Regions from separate parts of the Homo sapiens genome. Here region 1 is linked to region 2. Evidence: chromatin loops called from intact Hi-C (ENCODE). Cell type or tissue: heart right ventricle. All regions are shown on one strand. Each heading gives the region's core, and the rest is flanking DNA. Links, peaks and the distances in the headings are about the cores only.

Region 1 (9,595 bases), core at 2,088-7,087, 50 kb before region 2:
TTTACTGATTATCTTGTGTTGGGATTTAAAGGAGATGAGGACCCAAGTGAGATGTGCTCTCCGCAGTGCAGGCTCAGACCTCCCCCAGCGCTGAAACACAGTTAAGTGCTCCTCAGCCTAATCATCCTGTCTCTCTCTCTCTCTCCCTTTCCTGCCCCCTCCATCAAAAGGGTGAGCTTGTCGGCCACAGACTGCTACATTGTGCATGAGATCTACAATGGGGAGAATGCCCAAGACCAGTTTGAGTACGAGCTGGAGCAGGCCCTGGAAGCCCAGTACAAGTACATTGTGATTGAGCCCACTCGCATTGGCGACGAGACAGCCCGCTGGATCACCGTGGGCAACTGCCTGCACAAGACGGCCGTGCTGGCGGGCACCGCCTGCCTCTTCACCCCGTTGGCGCTGCCCTTAGATTATTCCCACTACATTTCCCTGCCCGCTGGTGTGCTGAGCCTGGCCTGCTGCACCCTCTATGGGATCTCCTGGCAGTTTGACCCTTGCTGCAAGTACCAAGTGGAGTACGACGCCTATAAACTGTCGCGCCTGCCTCTGCACACACTCACCTCCTCCACCCCGGTGGTGCTGGTCCGGAAGGACGACCTGCACAGAAAGAGACTGCACAACACGATAGCACTGGCCGCCCTGGTGTACTGTGTAAAGAAGATTTACGAACTCTATGCCGTATGATTTCAGTAGAACAGGGAGCGAAGCAAAACCACCCGGCCCACAAGAGACAACAGAGTATTCAGATCGCCACACTCTGTGAGGCAGCAGAGCCTGGGCAGGTGTTTGGCTTAGTATTTGTTATTTTTAAAAAATAACAGATCACGGGTGTACCCAGGGTTTTTCAGCTCATTACACTAAGATGTGGATTTCCATAACCCAAGAGGGGGGTCTGAGGCTGTGGAAGTCCGACTGGGCAGTGGAATGCTGATGGAGGCAGACGCTGCCGAGGGGGTGTGGACGTGCTTTGGGGGAGGTCTTTAAGTCTATTGTTTAACTGTACCATCCAGAGCCCACCAGAAGCTATTGATCATTAAAATTATGAGAATTTCAACTCCCGCTGTTCTCTCTTTCCATGACTGCCCGCAGCTGCTGCTGCACATCTGCTCTGGGTGGCGGCTTGCACATGGAAGGAGCAGGTGCCATGGTAGCCACCCTGCCCTGCTCCTAGCTGCGGCCCAGTGTTACCACTTACAGCGACGACAAGCCTAGATCCAAGGTAGTCCTGGGGCCAAACCCCGCCCAGGAGCAGTCTCCTGGCTCACCTTGGCCTCATCATTCCGAAGGCCATCACTGCCACCATGCTGTTCAGGAACATGGTAGGATAAGGTGACGAGGCTTGGAGGCCTTTGGGTGTCCACTTGAGTTCACGTGGGGAACTCTGGGCTCCAGGATCGCTCTTCAGAGATCTGAACACCTGTGTTTTCTTTGAAGCACCAAAACTCTTCCTACTGTGGACCATGAGTTTATTAACCCATTGCCCTAGGCTGACAGAAGAGCCCTCGGAGCAATCTTGGAAGCACCCCCTGGCCTCAGTGCTCGCTGTTCCACAGGAGCCAAGCCGGTGCTTCTCCCTCACACCAGAAGGTAGACTGTGTCACCTGCCACATTTCCTCTAAGGCAGGGGTGGCCAATCTTGACTTCCCTGTGCCACATTGGAAAAAGAATTGTCTTGGACCACACATAAAATACACTAACGACAGCTGATGAGCTAAAAAAAAAAAAAAATCACAAAAAAATAATGTTTCAAGAAAGTTTACAAATTTGTGTTGGGCCACATTCAAAGCCATCGTGGGCTGCATGAGGCCCATGGGCTGCTGATTGGTGATTGGACAAGCTTGCTCTAAGGCTTTGGGTAAATGGGAAATTCTCTCTTCCACAAAAAGGCTGGGGTGCCTGTCTTCACTTCTGCCTTCCTAAAGCCCCATTCATCCCTGAAGAGCCACATGGCACCTCCTTCTGAAGGCCAGTCTTTTGTTTTGTTTTGTTTTGTTTTTGAGACAGAGTCTTGCTGTCACCCAGGACGGAGTGCAGTGATGTGATCTCAGCTCACTGCAACCTCCACCTCCCGAGTACAAGTGATTCTCCTGCCTCAGCCCCGAGTAGCTGGGACTATAGCTGTGTGCTACCATACCTGGATACTTTTTGTATTTTTAGTATAGATGGGATTTCGCCTTGCTGGCCAGGCTGGTCTCTAACTCCTGGCCTCAAGTGATCTGCCCGGTTCGGCCTCCCAAAGTGTTGGGATTACAGGCGTGAGCTGCCGTGCCTGGCCAGGCCAATATTTAAGAGACAGCCAAAGTGGTTTCTCACCTAGTTTTAAAGTCCCCATCAGGAAGACCTGATGTCACAGAGTAATGAAAGGGTGCATGGGAAGGATTCACGAGGGGTGATTGGGCCATTTTTTGTAGGGGAGATTCACACCTCTTAAGGATTTTAAAAGGGACCCACGGCCCACAAAAAGTTTAAGAAACTTTGATTTAATTCCAAGAGATTTAGAAATAACTTATCACTCAGTTGAGTGCTGGGGGCATGACGGTGTTGGGTGTGCACCACTGTTTACGTGGCAGTCTCTGGGCACCTGGAATAATGGTAAAGAGGGAACTGCCTTAGCCACACAACTGATCCCGTAAAAACATGCCTCATCTCGACAGCAGTGTGAGTTGAAATGCAGCTGCCCATGACCCCTCAGGTGTCTGAGTGCTGGCATCTGAGCCTGCTGGGCAGGTTTTTGGTTTTTTTTTTTCTTAATAATGCCCAGGTTTGGAAAGGGAGCCCCATACCTGGCCTGGAAGTGCTCTGCCAACAAGTTAGATTTCATGGGGGAATTGACTAGAAGGCACAAGCTGGACAAGCCAGACAAGTCGAGGCAACCTCAAGTCAGCTGAGCAGGAGCCCTCCCCCGAGGTAGAATCCAGCTGCAAATGGGTAGCTCTTCTACCATTTCCCAAGCTGCACTGAACCAAGTGATTCTTATTGGATGTATTAACCTAGATTCTGAAATGCCATCTTAGTTACATGGCCCCTGGCCAGGGAGATGGGGATGAGGTGCTGGTGTGGACTGCAGGCAGGGGTTTCGTGTGCCTGAGGCTGGCAGCAAGAAATGTGCCTCCCTTCCCACTGTCAGTGCTGACTTCTCTGTTCCTGCCATTGTCCTTGCTAGATGATCAGTCATGGCAGAGCTGCTGACAAGTTGCTTATGGTCATCTGTGATATGCGACAGTACTTCTCAAGAAATAGCATTTGAAGGCTGAGTGCAGTAGCTCATGCCTGTAATCCCAGCACGTTGGGAGGCTGAGGCAGGAGGACCATTAAACACTTGAGTCCAAGAGTTGAAGACCAGTCTGGGCAACATAACAAGACCTGTCTCTACAAAAAAAGACAAAAATTAGCCAGATGTGGTGGTACGCAAATGTGGTCTCAGCTACTCAGGAGTCTGAGGAGGGAGGATCATTCAAGCCTGAGAGGTTGAGAATGCAGTGAGCTGTGATCTTACCACTGCACTTCAGCCTGGGCAACAGAGTGTGACCCTGTCTCCAAAAAATAATTTTTTTTTTTGAGATGGAGTCTCTCTGTTGCCCAGGCTGCAGTGCAATGGCGCGATCTCGGCTCACTGCAGCTTCCGCCTCCCAGGTTCAAGCAATTCTCCTGCCTCAGCCTCCCGAGTAGCTGAGATTACAGGTGCCCGTCACCACGTAGAGATGGGGTTTTGCCATGCTGGCTAGGCTGGTATTGAACTCCCGGCCTCAGCCACCTGCCTCGGCCTCCCAAAGTGCTGGGATTACAGGCGTGAGCTGCCGCGCCTGGCCAATTTTTTTTTCTTTTTTTTAAACAGCATTCGGTAACTGCCAAGAAAAAGCAAAGACCAAGTTACCAGGGCCCTCCTGTGCAAAATCCACTTAAATGAGTCCTACATGGACCACTTTAGGGAATAGATTGTGTCATTAATCTAGTAAATTAGTTTTAGCTACCCATCCCCACCCAATTTCAGAGAAGAGCGAAGAGCTGTTATGTAAAAGGACAACTGATCAAACTGGATCTCCCCGTTCCAGTCTGTCAGCTGCCTCCAGAGTTTTCACATCTGGTGCAGCAGCTGCTGGGCCCTGAGGGAAGGAAGGGAGACTTGCTGGGAGGTGGGCAGGGTGCCCAGGGCTGTACACTATTTTCTTCGATTCACTAATCGGCTGTGGCCCCTCTACACTGCATGGAGATGCTGCTGTTTGGAAAAGCTAATTGGTTTTATTTTTCCGTCTCTGGTTTTGGCATGATGTGAAACACCAAGGGGCTTAAAGAGCAAAGTGGAAAGTGTCTTTGAACTTCATCAGATACCTGAAGGCAGAACCAAATAAAAATCGTGCTTTTTAGACCTCCCCAGCAGAATTTAAGGATGAAAGAGAAAGGGGCAAAAACCCTCTAAAGACAGAAAAGAGAAAGTGGAATGGCAGCATCGCTAACCCTGCTGGCAAACGTCCATATTCAAACACTGGTTTGAAAATCCAAGAGCAATGAAGGTTGCTCAAAGGCCATCAGCTGAACCGGGCTGTGGCTGGGCTTCTTGCTTTGGAGCAATGCACGTGGGGCTCACCCACAGGAAGTCACTTCAGCTGCTACGTTGGGACAATTCTAAAGGCTAAGTCTCACATTATCCAAACCATTGCTGTCTCCAGGAAGGGACACTGAACTCCAGCGACCCAAGACAACTGTAGGAGCAACACGGACATGAAAGAGCACAGCTGCAGGCCCTTTTAGTCCTCAGCCTCTGAGGCCAAGAAGAGCGTCTGTCTGGTGTTGGTGTGACTTTAACAGGTCCCCTCTGGGACTTGCCAACCTCCTCCTCAAGAACAGTGGGCCTCAGACTCTGCCTTTGGCAAACAGCTTTATTTAGCTAGATTTTAATAATTCTTCAGTTTGTGTTAGTTTCTATTTATATGGCAAAATTATAAAGTTTATAAAGTTAAGTTTTAGAAAGTGATTTGAGGTTTTTAGAATGTTGGGTAAGTAAACAACCAATAATATTGACATCTGGCTGGTCTAGCACGTCAATATCCAGTTGCTAACCACTTTAATTGGGAGGAAATAAACTTTAGAAATGAACTTGACCTACTCAGTAAGCCTCAACCATGTATTTTTAATAAATTAGAAAGGTGGTAGCCAGGCATGGTGGCACACACCTGTACCAGCTACTCGGGAGACTGAGGCAGGAGAATCACTTGAAGGTGAATCACAGGAGGTGGCAGTTGCAGTGAGCTGAGATCACGCCATTGCACTCCAGCCTGGGTGACAAGAGCGAAACTCCCATCTCAAAAAAGAGGCCAGGTGCGGTGGCTCACGCCTGTAATCCCAGCACTTTGGGAGGCTGAGGCAGGCGGATCACGAGGTCAGGAGATCAAGGCTATCCTGGCTAACATGGTGAAACCGCATCTCTACTAAAAATACAAAAAATTAGCTGGGCGTGGTGGCGGGCGCCTGTAGGAGGCTGAGGCGAGAGAATGGCATGAACCCGGGAGGCGGAGCTTGTATTGAGCAGAGATCATGCCACTGCACTCTAGCTGGGCAAGAGAGCGAGACTCTGTCTCAAAAAAAATGAAAAAGAAAGAGAGGCTGGGCACGGTGGTTCACACCTGTAATCCCAGCATTTTGGGAGGCCAAGGCCGTCTCAAAAAAAAAAAACAAAAAAGAAAAAAAAACGTGAAAGCAGGTGTTTGTTCTGGCTGCCATCCAACCAATTACAGCTTACAGGTGGTATGTAGGTTAAGCACTCTTTAATGCTAGCCCAAGCTCCATGCACCCCAGCTGTGAGTCAGAACACAACGGCCCCAAAACCAAAAACCTCAGCAACATATGTGATGTTCCCATCTTCTGATGACGGAGTACACAGTTGGTAAACCTGCATTCCTTTGAGGGCAGCCTATCACATCAACCTCCAGTTGCTAACCATGTTATATAATGGAGAGGAAAGGACAGCACCTGGACACCAGGTGTCTCTGAGTGTGGCAGCCAACAGCATCCAAGGAGAAATGTCCTCTCATTTCCATCTAAAGGGAGAGCGCCCTTCATTGCTGCCATTTCCTGGAAACCTGCTGTGTGCTCGGCACTTTCATTCAACCTTAGACTCGGGCTGAGCTTTAGACAGGTGCTGCTGCTGTCTCAGTTCCAGCTCTTGCCTGGGTCTACTGTCTCCAGTGTGAACACTAAGGAGACCCTTCTCTTCCATGTCAGGAGGGAGGTTGACAATTTACCTGGAAAATGAAGAACGACCCATCACATCTGTGTCCACATTTTACCCAGAGGCTCCTGGAACGTCCAGGAAGTGTTAGGAGCTGGGACAAGTCACCAGATCTAATCACCCATTTGTCCTCCTACCAACCAGGAAACCTGAAACCCTCTGACACCCTAACCAAAGACTGGCTGTGGCCATTTTTATCATCTGTCTAGGGCAGCTGTTTAAAATACAAGCTCAGGCCAGGCACGGTGGCTCACACCTGTAATCCCAGCGCTTTGGGAGGCCGAGACAGGCAGATCACGAGGTCAAGAGATTGAGACCAGCCTGGCCAACACGGTGAAACCCCCATCTCTACTAAAAATACAAAAAATAGCTGGGTGTGGTGGCGCGTGCCTGTAGTCCCACCTACTCGGGAGGCCGAGGCAGGAGAATTGCTTGAACCCGGGAGGCAGAGGTTGCAGTGAGCCGAGATTGTGCCACTGCACTCCAGCCTGGGTGACACAGCGAGACTCCGTCTCAAAAAAAATAAATAAATAAAATTTAAAAAAATAACATGTTGCTGACCATGTTATATAATGGTCATAAAATATAGGCTCAACGACGCCAGAGTTGGGATGTGGTGCAAGATGTCGGTATGATGTGCTAGGAGATTTGTAATCCAATTTGGGGAAGTCTACAGTGGACCTACATTTCAATTTTCAGTTTCAATAATAGGAAAAGTTTCCTCCTAAACACTAGAAATGAACTTGACCTATTCAGTGAGCCTCAACAATGTATTTTTAATAAATCAGAAAGGCAGAAACAGGCATTCTTTCTGGCTATGATCCAACTAGTTAGAGCTAACAAATGGCTCACTTCCACCAGACCAGGGGCTGCTGTAGAGTCTGCCCAGCTGGCCAATTTAATGGTTTCACTTCTAGAGGATGCACGGGGCCACGCAGGGTCCTCCTCTCCCTTTTGGCTGCTCTCTCTTTAGTAAGTTCACCTTCTGCTTGGAGTGGTGCCTGGCATCCTACAGGGATGTGGTGAGAGTTAAGAGAGAAACAGGAATTCCTATGAGGTGCTAAAGCAGGCATCCCTTGGGATACACCAAATAAGCCATTACATACTGGCCCACGTTTTAAGTTGGATGAGATATCATAGGGACCTGGAAATGGGCGTGACTGCTGACTTCTTGAAACTACAACTTTCTCCCCTCAGTACTGGAGGTGGTCTTTCTGCCACAACAATGAGGTTTAAGTCAAATACAGAAACAACTGGGTCAGGTGACATAACATCTGATTCCAAGATTGAAACTATTTCTAGGAGCTGGCAGGGCGAGAATTCAAAGGACACAAGGTTCTAGTCCTGGAAGACTACAACTCTTACTGTTTGAGATGTTTATTTCTAGTTTTTAGTGTTAAACCCCAGCTCCATATTTATTCCTTAAGTGTTTCCCCTCACCCTGGGAAGAAGCTTGTTGTCGTTTTTGATTGTCCTCTGCCAGCAGATCTGCACGAGATGTGTTTCTTCAGTCTTTCCCACTTGTGAGACAAATCTCCATTAAAGTCTCAACAAATGCAACTGTCCCTTGTAGAGTAAGCAAGCCTAAGAGTGCTGCTTCTCTGCCCTGGCCCTGGCTGGTCAGAGTACTAGGAGTTCTTGGATTTCCGCTCTTTTCTGGCCCTGGAGGCCATGAGGCTGAAGAAGAGCCCAGGAGCCAGAGTTCGAAGATAAACAGCCAAGGAAGGCAGTAAGTCAGCCAGGATCACATCTTTCTTCTTCTTCCCCACAGCAGCAAGAACATCCTGGGCCACCTCCACAGGGCTTCGGCCCTGGGCTGTGGTGGTGTCCATAACTAAAATAAATAAAACAAAAGAAACACATGAACTTGGAAGCAGAGGTCCCTCTTGAGGAGTGGAGCTGATGTGAGTCGTCAGGTCAGCCTGCTGCCTTTCCCACCATGAAGCTCTTCCCAGGGCCAGGAAGCCAGTGGTGTGCCACCATCCCTGATGATTCCATGCTCCAAGGAAAGAGGGAACCATTTTGCAGCTGGATGTGGGTCAGTGGGGGAAGCGAGAGGTGGGTGGGATGTGGAAACAAGGTAGACTGAGGATCCCAGTTAGGGCTTGGAACCAAAGTGAGTCTGTCTGCCTGGTGCTCCACAGCAAAGGCACAGGGCCAGCCCGGGGTGGGGGCTTCAGAGTGACCCCCTCACACCGCACCTGAAAAGCAGCTTCCTGACCTGGGAAACGTGTGCCTATTAGAACAACCAAAGACTAAGGGATGTTGTGCCACCTCATTTATCTTGGGTAGCTTGGCTTCAGGATGGCCAGACAGAGGTGGGTGGGGACTATTGACCCCCATATGCACAAGCTCACTGAGTCAGGAGCAGACAGATGTCCCTGTTCTCGATGTCAAGTATTAATTGGATGAGAAACAGGAAGAAGTCCTTAGTTTGTTTTAGGTGTTAGAAGGAACAGCTGGGAGAGATTAGGAGGCAGTGTTAGATTAACGGCAACTGATGTTCCTTCTACCCTAGTAATTTGACAATTTTGCCCGCAAAGTAGGACCAGCTGGCAGGCACACAGGAGCGGCCACTAGCACAGACCATGTGAAACCACTTTTTTTTTTTTTTTAAAGACAGGGTTTCGCTCTGTTGCCCAGGCTGGAGTGCAGTGGCACAATCATGGCTTACTGCAGCCTCGACCTCCTGGGCTCAAGCAATCCTCCTGCCTCAGCCTCCTGAGTAGCTAGACTACAGGTGGTGCCACCATGGTTGGCTAATTTTCGTATTTTTTGTGGAGGTTAGGTCTTGCACTATTGCCCAAACTGGTCTCAAACTCCTAGGCTGAAGTGATCCTCCTGACTTGACCTCCCAAAGTGCTGAGATTTCAGGTGTTGACCACAGTGCCTAGCCATATGAAACCACTCTTAAGTTGTCCAGATTGCCTGAGCTCCCTCACCAATGTCTGTTCTGTGTTTTTGTTAATGCAGAAAAGTAGGAAGTTTTGGATTACAGCTTATTTTTAAATGCCGCAGAGATAATTTTTTAAGTGGTATCTTCTAGGTATAAACAGGTGTAAAGCTGTATGAAGCCCCATGCCTCTGTATAGAGTCTACTGTGGGGAAAACAAGACTTGCTGTGTGAGAGAGCAGCTGCTGCCAGGACATGGGCAGTCTTGGTTCAGGCCTGGCTGGGCCGGGCGCAGGACCATGAGGCCCCTGGCAGACATCACAGCACAAACCCCAAGAGCTCACTTCAGGGAGGAGGACATGGCAGGACAGCACTGGAGGGGTGAGCAGGCCCTGTTCCAAGCATGGGGAGGCAGCACCAGCTCCAAGGGCTCCAGTGATCATGGGCACACTGGTCTCTGCTTGGCCTGAGCC
Region 2 (9,595 bases), core at 1,882-6,881:
GTTATTTCTTAGACTAAGCTTTCTACCCTTTGCTCTTGCTCAACTCTCTCTTGAACACCAGTAATTCTTAGTTTGGGCCTTTTCAGGTAGTTTTCTACATCTTATGGGCAATCTTCATGGCTTTTCATCATTTTTTTTTTACCTCTGTGTATTTTCTGGTTTTGTTTGTTTGTTTTTTACAATCTCGCTCTGTCGCCTAGGCTGGAGTGCAGTGGCACGATCTTGGCTCACTGCAACCTCCGCCTCCTAGGTTCAAGCGATTCTCCTGCCTCAGCCTCCCAAGTAGCTGGGATTCCAGGTGCACACCACCACACTCGGCTAATTTTTTATACTTTTTGGTAGAAATGGGGTTTCACCACATTGGCCAGGCTGGTCTCGAACTCCTGACTTAAAGTGATCCATCCTCAGCCTCCCAAAGTGCTGGGAACACAGGCATGAGCCACTGTGCCTGGCCGTGTATTTTCAAATCATCTTTCAGCTCACTGATTCTTTCCTCTGCTTGATCCATTCTGCTGCTGAAAGCCACTAATGAATTTTTCAGTTTAGCAAATGTATTTCTCAGTTCTGAGACTTCTGTTTCTTATTTCAATATCTTAAGTTTCTCTGATAAATTTCTGAATTTTTTTTGTGTGTGTTATCTTGGAGATCATTGAGTTTCCTTGAAACTACTATTTTGAATTCTTTTTTTAAAAATTATTTTTTAGGGCTGGGCATGGTGGCTTCTCCCTGTAATCCCAGTGTTTTGGGAGGCTTAGGTGGGAGGATTGCTTGAGCCCAGGAGTTTGACACCAGTCTGAGCAACATGGTGAGAACTTGTCTCTACAAAAAGTATAAAATAAATTTCAAAAATTATTTTATTTTTTAAAATAGAGACACTATCTCACCATGTTACCTAGGCTGGTCTCAAACTCCTGGGCTCATGCAGTCCTCCTGTCTTAGCCTCCCTGAGTCCTGGGATTACAGGCTTGAGCCATGGTGCTGGCCTATTTTGAATTCTTGATCCTCCCACACTGTGCCCAAGGGACCTGTAGGTGAAACCTCCTACAGTGTTGTGTTGCTGAGCAGCCATTATGATTTGCCATCTCCTTTGGCTGAATTACAGAGCAGAGTTTCCAGGGCTGGGGATGGCAGACCTGCCTCCCACCTTTGTCTCTGCCTGTCCTCAGGGATTTCTCCCTTCAGGCACTTGAGATGCTTCCTGTGGGTTAAGGCAGGGACAAGTCTCCTGCTAGGGAATCCAAGATGATAGGGATGTTGGTTGTTCATCTCAGTCTTACTTTTTCCAGTGCAAAAATGGTGACTTGCAGGGAAATTTTCCTCACACTTGGTGCCAGGCAGAAGGGATATGGAAGTCCAATTCTCTTACCATCTGCTCGGAGCTTTTTCATTTCTCCATGGCCTCGAGAACTGTCTCATCTTCATGTTTGAGTTCTGGGACAATTCTCGTGATAATCTCAGCACTATACATTTGTTTTTGGTTGTCTGTGGAGGTGAGTGAAGTCAGCTTGCTTCTATGTTGCTACTTTGGAACCAGAAGTAGTCCAAATATATATTCTTATTTCTCCACTCTTTTTGTCAGCCCATGTTCAGTGGGCTGACTTCCATGTGTACTTCAGGGCCCCAAGTTCTGCCATAGCCCAAGGCTTCAGAGTCTTCACTGATATAAGGCACACTGGTTTTGGCCTACAACAGTGGCAGCGTTTAAAATGTCCTGAGATCACTGGCTACAGCAAGACCCCCAGCTCTGTTCAGCACCTCAACAGACTCTAAGCGCCACAAATTTCCCAAGAACTTATTAATATAATTATCCCACTGCTAGAAATTAAAATCTTGATAAAATAGACAAAAAACCCTAATCACACAGAAATTATGTCTCTGAAATAATCCTATCCAAATGTCTTCATAGTAGTGCACGGCAATTAGAAACTTTCAAGAAGAGATGCCTTTTAAGACATTATATTTGCCAAGTTAAATAAAAAATGTTTGGGGAAAAAGGAAATATCCTTAATTCCAAGTTTATGAGAAAAAGACAGTAGATCATTGCAAAACTTTCCTCTTGTTGTAAGAATTAACGTTTCCTCACTAACCAGTACCCTTGGCCTGGGGTCAGTTGCTATAGTTGTCCAACCACATCTTCCTTCTTATTCAGTAAGAAACCACATTTTGTTTCTTGCAATTCATTGTTTTTTCCATAAAATAATTTCTCTTTAAATTCAAGTCTGACTTGCTTTTTGCTTAAGATCAAGTTGCTAGCTGCCATTTTTCTACTGAGATATAAATAAATTTGAGGTGTGAATGACCATTTCAAATGCTTGATATAGCAAACTATTGTTGGAACCAGGCAGACCTTGGATCAAATACCAACATCATACTAAGTGAGTGCCTTTGAACAAGTTACTTAATGTTTCTGCCAGTTTCCTCATCTGCAAAATGTATCTAATATCTACCTTATAAGACTGCAGAAAGGATTAAATAGGTATATGCATGTTTTTTGTTTTCTGTTTTGTTTTTGTTTTCTGAGACAAGGTCTCACTCCGTCACCCAGGCTGGAGTGCAGTAGTGTGATCTCAGCTCACTGCAGCCTTGACCTCCGGGGCTCAAATGATCCTCTCACCACAACCTCCCAAGTAGCTGGGACTACAGGTGCACACCAGTGTGCCCAGATAATTTTCTGTAGAGATCTGGTTTTGCCATGTTGCCCAGGCTGGTCTTGAGCTCCTGAGTTCAGGCAATCTGCCTGCCTCAGCCTCCCAAAGTGCTGGGATTACAAACATGTACTATGCTACAGTGCCCAGGCTTATATGTAGGTTAGGAGGCCTTTTATTTGGTCTAGTTAAATGATATTATTACCACAACTGCTGGGTTATCTATCTGAGGGGGTGTTAGGTAATATAAGAAACAGTAAAGAGAACGAACGAAGAAAATGGATAAATTATTATTCTTCCTTGTGCCCAACATTAATGGGCAACCAAATCAACTACAGATGCTCCTCAATTTACATGGGATTGTCTCAATAAACCCATCATAAGTTGAAAATACCATAAATAAAAATACATTTAATACACCTAACCTACTAAACATCATACCTTAGCCTAACCTAACTTAAACATGCTCAGAATGCTTACATTAGCCTACAGTTAAGCAAAATCATCTCAGATAAACCTATTTTATAATAAAGTGTTGATTATTTCATGTGATTTATTAATACTGTACTGAAAGTGAAAAATAGAATGGGTGTATAGGTACTTGAGTATAGTTTCTACATGCATATGACTTTTGCACCATCATAAAGTTGAAAAATGGTTGAGTAGAACCATCATAAGTTGGGAACCATCTGTAGTTTAAATTTCTTTATCTCTCCTTATCCAGCAATGGAAAATGAAGTGACCTTTTAAAATTCCCCTTTTCATTAATTGAGATGCTTCTACACAGTACAATATTCTACCACATGGAACATACTAAGAAATGTAACATTTTCCCATAAACCTGCATTTAAATGTTTTCTTTTTAAACACGTTTTCTGAAGAGTTACTGAGAAGCACTCCATTAAGTACTATAATTTAAAAATTTACAGGTTGATTTTCTTTTTTTTTTTTAGACGGCGTCTCGCTCTGTCGCCCAGGCTGGAATGCAGTGGCGCGATCCCGGCTTACTCCAAGCTCCACCTCCGGGGTTCATGCCATTCTCCTGCCTCAGCCACCTGAGTAGCTGGGACTACAGGCACCCGCCACCATGCCTGGCTAATTTTTTGTATTTTTAGTAGAGATTGGGTTTCACCATGTTAGCCAGGATGGTCTCAATCTCCTGACCTCGTGATCCGCCCACCTTGGCCTCCCAAAGTGCTGGGATTACAAGCATGAGCCACCGTGCATGGCCTACAGGTTGATTTTTTTTAATCCACTAGAGTGGTGGGGGTCTCTACCAATTCTCTGTATAGATTCCTTTGGAAATCTGATTATTACTATGTCTGCTAAAAGGTAAGTATATACAAAATTGTGGAAATGATTTCAGGAGACCTACAAAACTCTTGAAGCCCATCTGTACACTCCAAGTTACAATACCTACTTTTATTGGAAAATATTATTATTATTATTATTTTTTGAGATAGAGTCTCACTCTGTCACCCAGGCTGGAGGGCAGTGGCGTGATCTGGGATCACTGCAACATCTGCCTCCTGGGTTCAAGCGGTTCCTCTGCCTCAGCTTCCCACGTAGCTGGGATTACAGGCACGCACCACTATGCCTGGCTAATTTTTGTATTTTTAGTAGAGACAGCGTTTCACCATGTTGGCCAGGCTGGTCTTGAACTCCTGACCTTAGGTGATCCACCCACCTTGGCCTCTCAGAGTGCTGGGATTACAGGCGTGAGTCACCATGCCCAGCCTGGAAAATCCTTCTGCAATGCAAATATTCACCATTTAAACTTGGGTGAATCAGTAAACCTGGGTTTTCATAAATCTAGATTCCTTAAACTAAGGTAGTCCAGCATGACAAATGAAATGCTTGTTAGTTTTATAGTTACTGCATGTTGGAGCAACTTATTTGGAGTAAAAATGTTGCCACCATTTACTTCCTCTGTTTGATTTGGGAACTTATCCCCTTTGGGCCCCAGTTTTCTCACCTCCAGAATGAGTAGATTCTCATTCTACCTGCATCTCTAGGCACTTATAAGATAAGACGTAAAGAGGTAACAGTTCCTCATTCACTATAAAGCATTACATGTTGAATGGAGTCTGCTGGAATGATCTGTCCTCAGACCTGTCCTCAGCTGCTACAAGCATCCTCTACTGCTGCATGTCTACATCAGGTGAGTGTTTCTCAACCTGATAGTAAGAAATTAGATCATGAGAAAGCCCAGAATTGTCTGGAGCCTCCTGCCATAGCTCTTAGAACCCTTGGTTGCACTTGACCTGTCCACAGGTGGTCTCTCTCTGGTGGCCTAAGAAAGGCCACTTGATTCATCTCTCTGTTTCCTGTGCCATGCACAAGCTTGATGCTGAATAAACATCTGAAATGATAAGCAAATGAAAAGCAGATGTGAAAAAGAGCAAACACTTTTAACATGTTAGGCTCCCTCGCTGTAATCTTCTCGTTTTCAGTAACTGGGATTTCAGCACCCCAATTGCTACCCCGAAGAGTCAGCAGTCAGCAATAACTACAACTCTTTTGTGCAAGCTGCCAGATTGGATCCTCAGAAGGGGCACACACAGGTATATGAGAACCACTATTTTACTATCATAATTTGTAAATCTCGTGGGTTAAAATGAGAGGAAAAAAACTGACCCTCTGTAAATACTTGACAATTGATAGGGAGAGAGGAACTATGCTCCTTTCAGGTGCTTTTTATATATTACAAAATGCTGTAATGTCACAATCCTTCATTCCTTTGAAAATGTTGTAGAAAACACTATATATGCCAACTTCACAAATCTGAAGTACATTTTTATTTCTAATATAATTAACATTTTGCCCATCCTGTGGCTATTTCTCACATGACAGCTTTGAGTGAAACAATATTACACAGATGTCCAAATCATACTTTAAAAGCAAGTAATTTTGGATAGACACAGTGGCTCACGCCTGTAATCCCAGCATTTTGGGAGGCCAAGGCTGCAGATCACTTGAGATCAGGAGTTCAAGACCAGCTTGGCCAACAGGGTGAAACCCCATCTCTACTAAAAATACAAAAATTAGGCTGGGTGCGGTGGCTCACACCTGTAATCCCAGCACTTTGGGAAGCCGAGGTGGGCGGATCACCTGAGGTCGAGTTCGAGACTAGCCTGGCCAACATGGTGAAACCCTGTCTCTACTAAAAATACAAAAATTAGCTGGGCGTGGTGGCAGGTGCCTGTAATCCTAGCTGCTCAGGAGGCTGAGGCAAGAGAATCACTTGAACCCAGGAGGTGGAGGTTGTGATGAGCCAAGATTGTGCCACGGCACTCCAGTCTGGGCAACATAGCAAGACGCCACCTCAAAACAAACATACAAACAAAACCCCAAGTAATTTTTAGCCTATTACTGTGAAAGGAAAATATCTTGGGCTCCTTCAAGCTAGGAACTGCTCAAGACAAATCTACCTATTCTATTCATAGCCATCCCTTTGCTCACAGAGATAGATGCATATTCTGATTGCCTCCTTTGGAAAGACTTCAGAAACTCAAAAGAATGTTATCAATTGTCTCTCACCTACCTGTGACCTGGAAGCCCCCAGGGTAACGGCGGGGCGGGGGAGGGGGGTGAGGGGGTGGGAGAGCTTGCTTGCTTTGAGTTGTCCCTGCATTTCTGGATGGAACTAATGTACTTCTTACATATACTGATTGATGTCTCATGTCTTCCTAAAATATATAAAACTAAGCTGTTCCCCAACCACCTTGGGCACATGTCTTCAGGACTTTCTGAGGCTGTGTCATGGGCACATCCTCTGAAGGAAGAGAGAGACCCTCTCATATTGTTTTATATTGTTTTATACTCAGAAAAGGAAAGAGAAGCGAAACTAAAGACAGGTAGCCCGGTGCCTAGGAACCAGACCGGAAACCAGGCCTGGGCCTGCCTGACCTAAGCCTGGTAGTTAAAATTCGACCCCTGACCTAGCAACTGATGTTATCTATAGATTCCAGACACGGTATGGAAAGACACTGTGAAACCTCCCGTTCTGTTCTGTTTCACTCTGACCACCGGTGCTTGCAGCCCCTGTCACGTACCCTCTGGCTTGCTCAATCGATCATGACCCTCTCACGTGGACCCCCTTAGAGTTGTGAGTCCTTAAAAGGGACAGAAGTTGAGCACCTGAAGAGCTCGGATTTTAAGACACTAGCCTGCCGATGCTCCCAGCTGATGAAAGCCACTCCCTTCACTATCTTGGTGTCTGAGGGGTTTTGTCCGCAGCTTGTCCTGCTACACCTCAACCTTGGCAAAATAAACTTTCTAAATTAACTGAGACCTGTCTCAGATTTTCTGGGTTCACATTTTGGTAACCATGGGGGTATTCTGAGTGGAGATGCCCTTGACCTTTGACAAATTTCCTATTGGTGCTTGGTACCAGCATCAGCTACCTTTATGGCACAAACCAATAGGACGATTTGCTGGGATCTGAGAGCACTCCTTCCAGAGAATCCCTGATCTCCCAAAATTTGATCGAGATCTAAAGTTTATTTTGCTGTATAACTCCTCTTTTTTTTTTTGGAGTTTTACCTGCTTCCAGCACAAGGCAAGTGATTTTCCTGCTTCCATAATGATGGAAGGCAGTAGTAACTCCTTTGTGGAGTTTGAGATGAGGTTGTTTTTTTTTTTTTTTTTTTTTGCTTTCTTGCTGGTAGAAACCAGTCTTCAGCCTGAGACTCATCCCTAGGTAAGTAACTGAACTGGGGTTTGTCTTGGTTAAAGTTAATATTAACAACTAACTGGTCGTAATTCCTCCTTACCATTGGAGCGCTCAGTGATCCTATTGCTGTTTTGTGTGTGTGTTTGTTTTTGCTATTTGTTCCTGTCTGAAGTTGTTAAGGAACCTAATTCTAGTTCAGAGATGCATTCTAAAGGCTCTTCCCTATTGCTTTTTCTCTCAAATTTAATGTTAATTCAGTTTTTCTGTGTGCATTTGTGTGAGAAATTGAACTGCTGTTTTCATATGTTAATGAGAGACTGAGTTTTGTCAGTTGAGAAGAAAAAGGGTGTTTTGCTCCTCCCAGCCAGAAGGCACCCCTGGGTGACCGGTGGCCTCCTGGGGGTGTCTGGGGGTTAAGTTCCGCCCCCGACAATGACATGCAGCAGGCTTGCAGGGAAATCCCCAACAGAAATTAATTTTTAAAATGGCTCGTCCAGGAATCGCATATAAGGACTGATCACCCAGTGTTCTGAGCCCTCTCTGAGGTCACAGACCTCTGGAGAGAGAAACTGAGACATGTAAAAGGGTGGAAGCGACTCAGTGCTGACATACTGTGTAGTCCTGCCCACAAGGAGCACATATTGATCCACCACACAAAAACCCTAGGCTACAAGCTCAGTTCCCCCTTTTAAGAAAAAAAAGAAAAAGGGCAGGAAGCAAATAATCGAAGAATGAGGAGAAAAGGAGAATGACCCCTTTTGAGCATTCCATAGGTTTTATGGCACCTCTACTTGCCAAAGTTTATGTAAAATGGAAATAATATGGTCTCTGTGCACATTCACATTAAGGAAAAGGAGGCCTAAGGTTGACCTGCAAACTACAGAGTTCCTAAGTACTCTTTTTCTCTATTTTTTCTTTTCTGCCTGCTCTCAATCTGCTGTTATTTTTCTATTAAGATAAAAACCACTGTTTAGATCCAACAAGATATTTTTGCAAGCCAGTAAATTTCTATTTATCTAGTGGCAAAAAGTTCTGAAGTAAAAGCTATAGGGTGTCAGGGTGTGTGTGTGTGTGTGTGTGTGTGTGTGTGTGTGTGTGTGTGTGTGTGTGTGTGTGTGTATTTAAAAGGCCTTTAAAATTTCTATAACCCAAACTTTTTCTCTCCGCACCTTATAATGTAAACTTTGCTATTTGACTTTCACCTGAGTTGGTTCCTTTAACATGCAAATTTAAGGCTACGTAGCTGACAGCTGCCCAGGGTTGTAAAACAAGTTATCAAGAATCTGAGGCCGGGTGCAGCTGTAATTCCAGCACTTTGGGAGGCCAAGGCGGGTGGATCACGAAGTCAGGAGATCGAGACCATCCTGGCTAACATGGTGAAACCCCATCTTACTAAATATACAAAAAATTAGCTGGGTGTAGTGGTGGGCGCCTGTAGTCCCAGCTAGGGGGAGGCTGAGGCAAGAGAATGGCGTGAACCCAGGGGGCGGAGCTTGCAGTGAGCAGAGATCACGCCACCGCACTCCAGCCTGGGCGACAGAGTGAGACTCTGTCTCAAAAAAAAAAAAAAAAAAAAGAATCTGAAAGTCTGATAGGAAAAAAAAGGTTTCTATGAATCTACAAAATGTACTTCTATTGGCATGCCTATATGTCTGTGTATGTGTTGTGTACACAATGTTTCACTACTAAAAATACATATAAAAGAGCTCTAGGTAATTGGCTTTAAAAAAGCACTTAAATCAGATACTAAAAAAGACTACTCAAATGCTTTTTCAAGTTCATGTAACTTAAGTAGACTCTTTAATAAAAAGCAAGTTTTAAAATTATTGGGAAACATTAGAAATGTCTTAACAATTGCCAGCATTCATTTTTGCTTGCATTTATTAATCAAGCAATTTCTTTTATTTATTTATTTTTTTTTTTTGAGATGGAGTCTCGCTCTGTCACCCAGGGCTGAAGTGCAGTGGCGCGATCTTGGCTCACTGCAACTTCTGCCTCCCAGGTTCAAGTGATTCTCCTGCCTTAGCCTCCTGAGTAGCTGGGATTACAGGCACGTGCCACCACGCCCAGCTAATTTTTGTATTTTTAGTAGAGACAGGGTTTCACCACATTGGTCAGGCTGGTCTCAAACTCCTGACCTTGTGATCTGCCTGCCTCAGCCTCCCAAAGTGCTGGGATTACAGGCGTGAGCCACCATGCGTGGCCTAATCAAGCAGTTTCATAGTTCTCTGCCAGATACATTAAGGTGTCAAAATATGGCACGGGGGTTACAAAA

What was found. Hi-C counts contacts between places; a loop is a spot of excess contacts. Peaks named below come from ENCODE experiments on the same cell type or tissue, not always from the same donor. Only the 100,000 strongest peaks of a DNase experiment are listed, where the experiment ranks them.
Region 1: it touches region 2 in a loop (2.1-fold over the local background); 3 of 110 quality-filtered maps call a loop at or near these places.

The regions. Positions count from the first base shown.
Region 1 is chr17:21,189,416-21,199,010 of GRCh38, reverse strand. It overlaps DHRS7B (dehydrogenase/reductase 7B), which reads right to left. Exons shown (of 7, transcript NM_015510.5): 7 at 7,591-8,063. The coding sequence ends at 7,858. It overlaps TMEM11 (transmembrane protein 11), which reads left to right. Exons shown (of 2, transcript NM_003876.3): 2 at 171-1,057. The coding sequence ends at 687. Among named protein-coding and RNA genes, the nearest start is that of TMEM11, 20 kb to the left of the region's middle. RefSeq lists an enhancer at 1-109. In heart right ventricle, for the core only: no CTCF peak of the experiment used is centred there; DNase peaks (open chromatin) are centred at 4,120 and 4,598; H3K27ac peaks cover 2,376 bases.
Region 2 is chr17:21,139,324-21,148,918 of GRCh38, reverse strand. All of the region lies in intron 1 of DHRS7B (dehydrogenase/reductase 7B), which reads right to left. Among named protein-coding and RNA genes, the nearest start is that of DHRS7B, 17 kb to the right of the region's middle. In heart right ventricle, for the core only: no CTCF peak of the experiment used is centred there; no DNase peak of the experiment used is centred there.